Regions from separate parts of the Homo sapiens genome. Here region 1 is linked to region 2. A link is a contact called in ENCODE Hi-C or POLR2A ChIA-PET data. All regions are on one chromosome and are shown on one strand. The core of a region is the stretch at or near the end of the contact, and the rest is flanking DNA. Distances in the headings are between cores, read along the strand shown. Region 1 holds the start of TTC39C (tetratricopeptide repeat domain 39C). Region 2 holds the start of ESCO1 (establishment of sister chromatid cohesion N-acetyltransferase 1).

The links. A loop is a pair of places that touch in the nucleus more often than their neighbours do. ChIA-PET counts read pairs that join two places held with the same protein, here RNA polymerase II (POLR2A). Pooled maps may share reads with other maps.
Region 1: a pooled map shows a loop between it and region 2 (8-fold over the local background). The contact joins the promoter of TTC39C here to the promoter of ESCO1 in region 2. A Hi-C loop is called at or near these places in 1 of 37 single-sample maps with no recorded cell type and 9 of 50 pooled maps. POLR2A ChIA-PET finds 5 or more read pairs at or near these places in 1 of 52 experiments (activated naive CD4-positive, alpha-beta T cell).

Annotation. Positions count from the first base shown.
Region 1 is chr18:24,012,722-24,019,045 of GRCh38, forward strand. TTC39C (tetratricopeptide repeat domain 39C) reads left to right here and starts at 2,033. Exons shown (of 14, transcript NM_001135993.2): 1 at 2,033-2,317. The coding sequence starts at 2,151. It overlaps TTC39C-AS1 (TTC39C antisense RNA 1), which reads right to left and starts at 2,739. Exons shown (of 6, transcript NR_110796.1): 1 at 2,583-2,739; 2 at 196-320. RefSeq lists silencers at 1,270-2,189, 2,270-2,449.
Region 2 is chr18:21,596,861-21,602,852 of GRCh38, forward strand. ESCO1 (establishment of sister chromatid cohesion N-acetyltransferase 1) reads right to left here and starts at 3,844. Exons shown (of 12, transcript NM_052911.3): 1 at 3,763-3,844. RefSeq lists enhancers at 2,188-2,482, 3,550-4,069, 5,394-5,473.

The DNA of each region.
Region 1 (6,324 bases), core at 783-3,282, 2.4 Mb after region 2:
AAGTGCATGTTGTCAGGGTGACCTCGGGCAGTGTGTGGCCAGGGGAGCCCTCCATGCCAATGGCCTCATGTGGGCCTCAATGAGCAGTACAGTCCCTAAGACCTGCGTTTGAGGGCCCTGCCCATCAAAACACACACACACACACACACACACACACACACACACGCATAAATTTATTTAAAAACATACAAGCACCTCTGTAACTTGGGATCTGGCATTCAGTGCTGCCTCAGTGGGGTGCATAACCCTCAACATCCATTCTCATGATTGATGCCATGCAGGCTCCAGGGAACGCTTCTTCTCATCTTTAGCTCAGTGCCCTAAAAACAAAAGGTTACAGCCTCTCAGTGCCATGAAGGATGGTGACACTGCTGATGTTTGAGACTAACATTATGTTAAATCCAAGAAAACCTAGATTTTCTTTTAAAGGTCAGCTTGTCAAATCCTTCTTCTCAGACAGCATGAATGCAGTGACTCCTGCATTACAACGTACTGTTTCCCAAGGATGTGAATCGTCCATTTTCTTGCTTCTGTCAGTGTTCCAGTTTGTGGTTCCAGATGTACTCAAGAATTAGCATGGCTTTGCAACAGTTACACATGACACTTAAGGAGTGGCAGTAATTCTTATTACTCTAAAATTTCTATTTATAAAAGTTGAAAATCCTGTATGGATTTAGATATTCTTATAAGGGATGGTACAATTTACAAAATAAGTAAAAGCAACTTACATGACAAAATTATTTTGCATTTTTCTGTAATAACTTATTATATTGGTCCCATGATAATGGATGACATAATGTTTAAAATTCAGGAGTTATTTCTAAACCTGAGGATTGCTTTCATTTAAAAAAAATTCTGTTATAAATGTTTCAGCAAAGTTTCTTCAAGTTGAAATTAATAAACTACACTCTAAAAACGACAGCGACTCAAGGAAGGTTGTCCAATTTGGCATTAGAGCATAATCTTGATTGCAACACTACATTAAGGGATTTTGCTAAATTAGAGAAAAATAAATTTGTGGAAAAAACATAAAGATGATTTATGAATTGCTTGTCTCTAGAATATTAGGCATCCAGATATCACCAGCCCATCATCAGAACAGTGAGACTTCTGTGATAATGGTTAAATTCAGTCACTTTTGATGTTTTGCTGACATTTGGTCATATGAACGCCAAAGCTTTGCAAGAATAATTGGCAGTGTGAGAATAGAACACACTTTGGCAGCTGAATTTATAACTTTTAAATATTTGGGCACATGGCATATAGGCCTCCATTTCTCCTCCTGCCCCACTGCGCAAATGTTGGTGGCGGGCTGGAGTGGGTGGTACCGGGATCCGAGGGGCTCTGCCTTGCAGTCCCGCAGCGCGGGGCTCCGGGGAGCTGCGGGGCAGGTGCCAGAGACCCCGCCCCCGCCGCCCACCTCCTCGGGAATTGGCTGCCCTGGTCCTAGGGGGCGGCCCCAGGGTCGGGATGAAGTCTGGGGTCGCGGGCGCGGGCTGCGTGGGGTTTCAGTTACTCGTGGAGTTTCAGTTACTCGTGGACAAAGCGCCGCGCGCTAGCATAGCGGCCCGGGCGGAGTTCCCCTTCCCTTTCCCTTTCCTTCCACATCCGCACGCTCGTTCTCCCTCCGCGCCTTGCCCTCCTCCCGACTCCTGGGTCCGGCCCCTTCGGGGGAGGGTGGGGCGCTCGGGTCTCCGGGTCTCGCGTGCGTGTGTCCGAGCAGTCCTGGGCGGTGGGCGAAGGCGCGGCTTGGGGACCCGGGAGGGGCCGGGGCGCGGGGGCTGCAGGAAGTGGAGGCGGCCGCCGCTCGGGGACCGGCTTGGCGGGGTGAGAGACACCCGGAAACGGATTCCGCTTCGGGGCCCGCGCGAGTTGGGTGCTTCGGAGGGCGCGAGAGGAGCGGGCGGGTGCTGCTGAGTAATCCCCGCGGCGGCGGCCGGACGCCCACCTCCCACGCCGCGCCGCAGCCGGGCCGCGGCTCCTCCCTCCGCGGTCCTTCCCTCCTCTTCCCTCCCGTCTTCTCCCCTCCCCTCCCCTCCCCTCCCGGCTCCGCTTGGCTCCGGGCAGGTAGAGCCGGGCTCCGGGCGCGCGCGGGGCCGCAGCAGCTGCTCCCGATCTCGCCTCGGCCCAGCGCAGGGCCTCGCACGCCCATGGCCGGCTCGGAGCAGCAGCGGCCGCGGCGGCGGGACGACGGAGACTCGGACGCGGCAGCGGCGGCGGCGGCGCCCCTGCAGGACGCGGAGCTGGCCCTGGCCGGCATCAACATGCTGCTCAACAACGGCTTCAGGGAGTCGGACCAGCTTTTCAAACAATACAGGTGACCCACGCGTCCCCGATTCCCCAACCCTGCAGCGCGCACCTCGTGTCCGGCTCACGCGCCTCGACCTGCGGCCCCCGGGAGCCCCCTCCCCCTCCTGTCGGTCACCGATTCCGGTCCTCAGGTCTCCTCCCTGGCAAGATCAGCCAGAGGGAATGCGCCTCTGCCACATCTCCTCGTCCACCCCCTACCCCCGGCTCCGTTGTCCTTTCCCTCCCGGGACCCGCCGCGCGCCCGCCCCGCGCGCCCGCAGTCCCCCTCTCACTTTCTCCCAGCCTCGCCCTCCCACAGACGTGCCCGGTGCCGGTAGGCTCCTCTCTGCAGGGCAGCTGGCTTTGGGACCGGATGAGATTTGAGGCAGCAGCGAGCCTGGGACCCGGGCTTGTCGTGACTCTGGCTCGCGTGCTGCCCCGGCAGCCTTTGTGACACGGAGCCCTCCGGCTGCCTGCTCCTCGCGCCTCGCATGGCTCTGCAACATTGTGCAATTCCAGACGCTTTTATTGTTTGAAAACAGATACGCACAATTGCTTTGCCGTGCAGGAATTTAAAAATTTCAGCTCAACTCTGCCCACTCATCTCTCTGCCTTGTCTTCTGCAAACTCAGTCCTCAAAATGAGTTCCTGATGTCTTTCAAGCAGGCGTTATTTATTAAGAATTTTTCCAACGTAAATAAAGGAAGGAAGAAAATGGAGGGATTTTTAAAAAGTATGAGAATGGTAGGAAAACACGTGTGTTCAGTTAATTTTTTATTTGTCTTTTAAAAAATAAAGCGAAAGAACTGAAACCTGGTAGTTTTCCTGTGGGAGTGGAAGGAACCTTCATTTCTTTGGGGACCTGGAGTGTTTGTTCTCGGGTTGAGGAAGCAAGTTTGTGATTTGCCGTCTGATTGTTGACGAGCCTTAAGGACGTTGATTAGCAGCTTTCCCCAACACGTTTAAGGACCACATGCTTCACGCTATGGAGACCCTGTAGTTTGGTTGGAATGAGAGGACCAATGTACAACTGTGACCGGGAGACAGAGTCTGTAAGAATGAGAATGCCTAAAGTCTCAGACCTCAGAGAATGGTGGTTTCTACCCAGCAGAGCTTCCACCTTCTTAATGGCGAAGCAAGTATCTCACAACTGTGAACTTTTCACTAAAGCCCTTTTACTTTTAAATCGGTGATTTTTTCCCCCCTTTGGTCTGAAAGTAAAAACAACTTCGCTTTACTTAGAACATTTCATTTTTAAAGCATACAGGTCTGGTTTCAAGATGGAGTTTCATCAAAGGCTGTTGATGGGGGATTTAAAAGGTTTACTTGTCACACAATTTCTCTTTTGTAGTTTTTAAGAAGCCCTCAGGAAAAAAGGTGTGAATATTTCCTGTACCGTGCTATGATTCCTTTTTTAGACTACCAGTTTGTGTCGTATGAGAGAAGGATGGAGATAGTTGTAGAGTCAAATTTACCCTTTTTAGTTGATGATTTAGGTACTTGCATGTTTAAGTACTTCTTGCTTTGAAGTCTCCTGTGATATTTATTTTAATGGTCTTTTTTAACCCTTCTTTAGTAGGCGAAAATACTACCTTTACATTGAAAGCATGAAATTTTTGCACTATCTAAGAAATTTTATGCACTGTTAATAGAAGGCAGTATATGAGTGGTTGGAAAACTCTCTCCCAGCAACAGCAGAGAGATGCCCCTTCAAAGATACTTCTCTGTGGGTGAGTGCGTTGGAGGTGTCCAGGGAATATTTACCTTGTATAGCTAGGTGCTGTCTGCTTGTATTTTGAAATGGGAACTGAAGATAAGGCAGGGAAAACTGTAGTACCTCTTTTCTGCCAAGCACAGTGCTAGACACATTCCCTTATATATTCTCACTATTCTCATGACAACAAAAGAGTGAGGTGTATCTTATCATGACAGTTTTGTAACGAGGGACATGAGACTTAGTTTTTACTGTGGACCAGGACACAAACACTATAGTTCTAAATCAAGGACTCTTTTCATTTTACCATTCTGCTTCCCTCACTAAATTTATGATAATTTGTCATCTGCTCTGAGACCTTATTTTCCAGCAATGTTAAAAAGCCTTTTTTAGAGATGGTGGGAGGGAAAAAGACAGGTAGACAGAGATGGTATCATCCTATCAGCTTTCCTTGGCTCCATCTGATTTGTTTGTGGTGTGGACAATCATTGCGTTCTTCCCCCCTCCCAAAAGGTGCTTCTGATGTATGTTTTGGAAAGCACGGTTGCATACAGGTGTGATCATGGACCAGAGTCCTGCAACCTGGGTTCCAGTCTTTTGCCATTTTGTGGCTGCTGACTTTGGTTTCTCAAAATTTGCTTCCTTATCTATAAAATAGGAGTAACAGTAAGAGTACCCACATTATCGTGTGGTGGTTAGAATGAAAAGAAATAATCCATGGCCCCGACTAAGTGTAAGCACTCAATAAACTCTAGCTAGCTTCTGTACGTGGTGCCTTCCCCGCTAGTATTGTGTTTTCTTCTTGACTGCATAGTTCGAGTACAAGACACAATGTCCTGTGTGCAGGTAGCTTTTCTATTTAAAGTTCATCTTACGTATTACGTATGAAGGATTTAAGACTCTGTTATGCATTGGGAAACTTCCCTTTCTGTTCCAAAGTTAAATGGCCTGCTGAAGGCTCAGCAGTGACTTGATAAATGTTTGAGGAGCACCCCCCTGGCTCATTTTATCTACATAACAGGGATAGGCAAATTACCCTCTCTGTCTCCTTTTTTAATGATTGTTTATCACAGGGGGACACCCTTCCTCTACTAGTAAACCTTCCAGAGTCTTATTGTTACAATTTAACAGTAGAAACGTATTTTGTATCTAGTGTAACAATATTTTTTATTAAAGCAAGAAGGTCATTTTCTCATGCCACCTTACTAGAATGGTGAAAGTTTATCAACAGCTGCCTGATGAGAAATGGTTACTTTGTAGAAACAGATTATCCTGAAGGCCACTCTTGAATTCGTGGCAAGTCTGGATTGTATAATTCAGATATTATGCATATAGGAATTAGAAATATATGCACAGTTAGAAGCCTTCTTTTGGAATATAGGGCAGCTCCCTGGTTGGGATTTGAAACTGTAGCTGCCTTTCTATTGGAAGTATAGTAATAATGTAGCAACAAACTGCCCTTTGGTGGTGCTGAGCCACCATTATGCACTTTGAGGTGTTTTCCCAAAGGTTAGGATAGATTTGTCCTGCTGGAGGGCGCTTCTGCTTTGAACCCAAGTCCATGTGTTTGTAAGTTCGTGATCTTGACCACCTGAAGTCAAGTTCCTGATCTTGGTCTTAGTGCCCAGTGCTCTAGTCTAGCAGCAGTCGCTCCCCCTCCACACACACACACTCATTCCCTTCCTCACTCACTGTTTGCATATGTGACGTGCACTCAGACCTTTAGTTGCTCAGGCACATAAGACAGGCTGTGGGTTAGGTGCCAAAGACATGTGCTAGATATTTCGGTGCTGCAATGTAGGTGTAGGTAAAGCTGATGGTGATAGGGAGGCTGGGAGACATACGCATGGTCCCCTGGAGCCTGTGGAAGAAAAGAGAAGCAGCGTCTAACTCAGCCTGAAGGACAGTTTTGTGGAGGAAATGATGCCTGAGCATTATGATGGGGTAGAAGAGAATCAGTTGAATGAGGAGTTGGGAGGGGCGGGGCAAGGAGAAAAGGAGAATGTGAGAGGTGGTGAGGTTTAAACGGAAACCTAGGAGAGGAAACAGCGGAAAAACCCACGTGGAGACATGAAATGACATTGGGAAAAGAGTGGTCAGAACTGCAGGCTCACAAGTGTTGCTAGGCCGTTGCACTGGATGGCTTGTTCTGCACTTATTTTCTTCCTACCACTGGTCAGTCCATGTTTCCCATGGTCGGTGCTTTCCTCAGGTTTACTTTGCTACTGGGTGTCTCGTCAACTCACTTTTCACCATGACCATTGTCCACAGCGTGGCTGTCACAGCCATAATTCACCGTTGGCTCCTTGGGACTTCAGGAT
Region 2 (5,992 bases), core at 2,594-5,093:
TTCGCTTAACTACTTGCCAACTCAATTTCCATATTATCATTATCCCCTTCAGTTTCAACAACTACATTAATTCTAAACATTCAATTATTTACCTTAAAGCAGTAGTGCTCAAAATGTGATATGGGGACTCTCAGGATTCCTGAGATCAAAATCATACGAGAGCAAAAGATTAAAAGTACAAAACAGACCAATGAATTCTAATGCAACAGAATGCAAAACACATGTAGACATGGTTTCAGATTCTACATCACAACTAACCTTTAAGAAATTACCACTTGTTAAGTTTTGTTGCAGAATCAGAGTATTACAACTATCTGAAAAAGCTAAAATACCCCACCCAACATACTGGTCATAAACTTCAACCAGAAACATATATAGCAACAGATTGATAGGAAAATCCAGCTGTCTTCTATCAAGGCCAAACATTAAGGAGATTTACAAAAATGTAATACCATCACCATTCCTTCACTAACTTATTTTGGAATATAGTTTTTCATTAAAATGTTATTTATTAAATATATTAAGCTGGGTATGCACACCTGTAGTCCCACCTATTTGGGAGGCTGAGGCAAGAGGATCACTTCAGCCCAAGAGCTCAAGGCCAGCCTGGGCAACACAGTGAGCCACTGTTACTAAAAAAAAAAAAAAATTTAATTAAAATTAAAATGTTATTTATATTAAGCTGTAGTTTAATTATTTCAAATGAATTAATATATATGAAATTAATTCCTAATACAGTAACTATCAATAGATATAAACCTATATAAACAAAAGCTACTTGGAGTCCTACATAATTTTTAAGAGTGTAAGGGGATCCTAAGACCAAAAAGTTTGAGAACCACTACATTAAAGTAATACTTAATACCACCTTTTAATTTACCCTCTGAGTTTTTGTGTGAATCTTACACGTGCTGCCATAAATGTCTAAAGGAAGCTGAACAGAGCAGAGGATATAAATCTTCCTTTAAGCATTGTAATGCAATCAAGCATAAGATGTATATGCCCCTTCCCCTCAGGAAAAGACAAGACATGATGGCTGGGTTAACAGAATGCTCTTATTTGCCAAAAGTAACTACAGTATTATAATACAGCTATAATACAGAACTTATACAGGAAAAACAGAACCAAAGGATTTTCATTGAATGATCCACAGAAAAATATGAAAGTCAGGGTTACAAAAGGGGTAATATAGTCCTTAATTATCTACAGTAACAATTTTACTGGAGTTGGTTTCTAGTACCTAAATTTTAATCACCTTCAATAGAAGGTATTCCAAGAACTCTATGTGGTACAAAAATCTGCCAATAAAAGTCATGAAAAAATATTTAACTATTACAAAAAAATCCATTATTCGAACTGTGCAGCGCTGGTCACGTTCATTAACAGAATAAATACAATCAGCTCTGCATAATAAATTACCAAGCTAAAAAGGACTATCTGGCAAAAGAAGTTAATGGCATTCATTAATTAGGGTACTTTTTTAGTTATTCTGTGAAGCATAATTTATCAATTTAAATGCCAGCACCTTGTATGGGACGGACATTAAAAAAATTACTTGGCCGGGCATGGTGGCTCACGCCTGTAATCCCAGCACTTTGGGAGGCCGAGGCAGGCGGATCACCTGAGGTCAGGAGTTCAAGACCAGCCTGGCCAACACGGTGAAACCCTATCTCTACTAAAAATACAAAAAAATTAGCCGGGCATGGTGGCACTTGTCTGTAATCCCAGCTACTCGGGAGGCCGAGGCAGGAGAATCACTTGAACCCAGGAGGCGGAGATTGCAGTGAGCCGAGATCTCGCCACTGCCCTCCAGCCCGGACGACAGAGTGAGACTCCATCTCAAAAAAAAAAAACAAACAATTACTTGTTCACTACAGGATTATAATATTGATTGAGAAAGGTGAGACAATAGCATATTTTCCTCAGTTAGCAATGATAAAGGAGTTCTAGCTCGTAAGCCAGGACAAATTTTGGAATTGTGCTTCCAAAGTCACATATCTGACCCAACAGTGATACTCTGCATTCTGCCTAAAAGGGAAAAAGTGGCTCTATTACAGTCCTAGTTTCCTCATTTCCTCACATGCTCTAGGCCTGAATTTGCGACTTCCAAATTAAGCACGTTTTAAAGCACTTCTCATCCTACTCCCATGTCTAATTCCATTGATTAGATTTTTTGCTTTTCAAAAAAAAAAAAAAATTCACCAGGCACAGTGGCTCAGGCCTGTAATCCCAGCACTTTTGGAGGCCCAGGTGATCACTTGATCCCAGGAGTTCGAGACCAGCCTGGGCAACATGGCGAAACGCCGTCTCAACAACAAATAGAAAACTTAGCCTAACATGGTAGCGGACGCCTGTAGTCTCAGCCACTCAGGGAGGCGGAGGTGGGAGGATTGCTTGGGGCCGGGGAGGGAGGTCAAGGCTGCAGTGAACAGTGATTACACCACTGCAATCCAGTCTGGGCGACAGAGCGAGACCCCGTCTCAAAATAAAATAATAACTTAAAACTTTATTCGTGTTGGTGTCCTGTGTAAAGCAGAAACTAAGTACTTGACCAGAAGACAAAGTGAATATAGCATAGTTCACTGCAACCTGGATGTTTTCAACTGAAATCTATGTTTTATCCACTTTTTTAAAAAAGCCAATGCTGGTGGGGGGACTAACCACACCTTATGCCACCAAGTAGCGCTTTTGTTTCCTGCGAAGCTTATTTATTGAGATATCGTTTTGTAATACTATCTAGATACTGTGTGCTGCGATTCCTGTTTAAAGGAATCTCATTGCAGCTAAGACTACAGAAAACATGGTTCATAGTACTTCTCAAATCGCAAAGCTTGAGCTCCTTCCTCCTCCTCTTCCTCCCTCCCCTGGTCCCCGCTGCGTCCCCATCGCCCCGGAAAATAAAGCACACGCCGGATTTTCGGACGCATCATTGAGAGGCGGAGGGAGAGGAGGTAGTCTTCGAATTGTTGGACTTGCTATCCCATTCTGCCTGTGCAAAATAAACCCCCATAGTAAAATAATCTTAACCCGTGATAAAAATCGAGGACCCAATTCTCTTTGGTTCGCCTCTCTCCATCGCTATAAACTTCACTGCGGCCCTCAATGCACTCATTTCTACTCCAGAGCCGCCCTACCTGTGCCGAGACCCCCATTTGCAGCATGAGTTACTCTATGACCTTGGGCCCGCTCCCCTCCCAAACTGAAGGCTGTAAAACCAAGACCCCACATCGCGCCCCGCAAACTGCAGAGGCCTCCAGGCTCAGGCCGGGTCAGCGGGTTGCGCCAGGAGGCGGCGAGGGACTGGCTCCGGTGAAGCGCCGGGAAGAGAAAACGCAGGGGGCGGAGACGGGGCCCGGAGCTACCTGCGGGACCAGCACTGGCGCTGCCCCGGTGCTAGCAATGGCTGCGCGCCACCTCGGGGCTCCCGGAGCCCTCGCGGCAGTGCTGGGAACTCCGGCCCTGCCCCGTCGGCGGTCACGACCCCTTATGAACTTCGACCGCCCAGCAAACAGCGGCAGGTGGTGCGCGGACACGCGAGCACGTTAGCTGCCTACCTCAAGCGACGGCGTCTTGGAGCCTAGAGCCTCCCACCTCCCTCCCAGGGGCGCGAAGAGCTGGGACCGGAGCAGTAGGAAGGGGCGTGCGAGGCAACACGCCACCGAGGGTGGAACAGGAAGAGGGAGAACTGTCCGCTCCCTGAAGGGGCTGGCAAAAGAGAGGTGAAGACACAGGCGGCGGGGACCGTCAGGGACGCTCGCGTACCTTCCTTTTGCCTGGCGGAGGGTCAGACTAGCGCCAGCGGATCGCCTCACATCCGGGTATCAGGAGACACTCAGCTGCTTCTGCTGCGGCCGCCGCCTCCCCCGCGGCGCAAACACCAAACTTCCGGCGACGACGGCGACGCCTCGCTCGTCAGATGGGAGTTACCTGTGACCGTCTTGGGTGCGCTTGCGCAACGCTCCTCTTCAGCCCTAACCGGCTCAGCTGACGTGCCCAGAAGACGAAGATGGCCGCCACGCTCACTGCGTGTCACGCAGTTTTTCACCCCGGCCCGGACGGCTGGGCGTCGAGGAAAGGCGAGCTAGTGTCCATCCTCAGCGCAGGCGCGGTGGGAGGCCTAGCGCGCGCGCCTCCGCGGGTGGTCGCCTGGCAGGGAAGTGGCGGCGCCCCCTAGCGGCGGCCGCTTGTCGTTCCTGGGGTCATCGCTTTGAGCTGAAAACCACCCAGGCCCCCAGCGGTTGTGGTTTACCTTGGAAATTTGTCGCAACTGGTTGCCATGTAGGTTTTGGCTGCTTCTGTCTGCGATGTATAATCCAAGTGCCTTTGGTCTTCCATATGAGCCAATGTAAAGAAGGAGGGTGGGGCCGGGCGCGGTGGTTCACGCCTGTAATCCCAGCACTTTGGGAAGCAGAGGCGGGTGGATCATTTGAGGTTAGGAGTTCGAGACCAGCCTGGCCAACATGGCCAACATGGTGAAACCCCGTCTCTACTAGAAATACAAAAATTAGCCGGGTGGTAGTGGCGTGCGACTGTAATCCCAGCTACTCGAGAGGCTGAGGCGGGAGAATCCCTTGAGCCTGGGAGGCGGAGGTTGTGGTGAGCTGAGACTGGGCCACTGCACTCTAGTCTGGACGAGTGAGACCCTGTCTCAAATAAAAAAAAAAGGAGGGTGCAGTCCCTACACTGCCCTCCAGCACCTCCAAAAAATGCAGGGCTTCGCCCTCTCCTTGCACACTTTCTTCCTGTGTATCAGAGTGCAAGAATCATCAGAAATTGTAAAATATTCTGCTAGACTTAGTCAGACTGAGTGTTCAGACAAAGCTTTGGCTCGCTCTTGGACGCCTCTAGAGATAGAATCCAAGATTCTATCACTAGGATTCATGGTTCCCACACTTCTTTCTTTTGTGACAGGAAGGATCTTGCTGTGTAGCCCTGGCTGGTGTGCAGTGGCACAGTAACGGCTCACTGCAGCCTCGACTTGGGCTCAAGCGATCCCACCTGCCTCAGCCTCCCTGAGAACTGCATGTATGAAGCCCACGACACCATGCCAGGCTAATTTTTTTTTTTTTTTTTGAGATGGAGTCTCACTCTTGTCACCCAGGCTAGAGTGCAATGGCACGATCTCGGCTCACTGCAACCTCCGCCTCCCAGGTTCAAGGAATTCTCCTGCCTCAGCCTCCTGAGTAGCTGGGACTACAGGTGCCTGCCACCATGCCCGGCTAATTTTTTATTTTTAGTAGAGACGGGGTTTCACCATCTTGGCCAGGCTGGTCTCGAACTTCTGACCTTGTGATCCCACCTGCCTCGGCCTCCCAAAGTGCTGGGATTACAGGCGTAAGCCACCGCGCCCGGCCGCCAGGCTAATTTTTTTATATTTTGTAGGGATAAGGTCTCACTGAGACCAGCCCAGGCTGATCTCGAACTCCTGGCCTCAAGTGATCCTCTCTTCTCTCCTTGGCTTCCCAAAGCGCTGGGACTACAGGCCTAAGCCACTGCTCCGGCTACTAGACTGCTTTTGAACATATGTTCTGTGCTACCCTTTGCTTATTTGCGGAACTGTGAGGCTAGTTCGGTACTTCTGCATTTCAGAATGGGAAGAGGTGATCATAAATGGGTTTTCCCCTTCCTGCCCTCCTTCTTTGAAGCCAAGTACAACCAAAATGTGCTCTAAGTTTGTCAAACCTGATGTTTTTCTGACAATTCATCTTCCACGAATAGTGAGCTGCCTGTCAGTTTGCGCAGGGAGATGTTATGGCTTAAAAACAAAAACGAGGCTGGGCGCAGTGGCTCACGTTTGTAATCCCAGCTGTTTGGGAGGTATTGATGGGTGAGGCCATTCTTCACATTACCATAGTTGTGTTACTTGGCAAAGACCTGTCCGCTGCTTCCACCTTCAGCTCCAGTCCCTGATACACACTTTAATGACATATGCCAAACAGCTCAAATTGGGGGCGGGGGGTGGGGCGGGGGAACAGGAGTAAACTACTGGTCT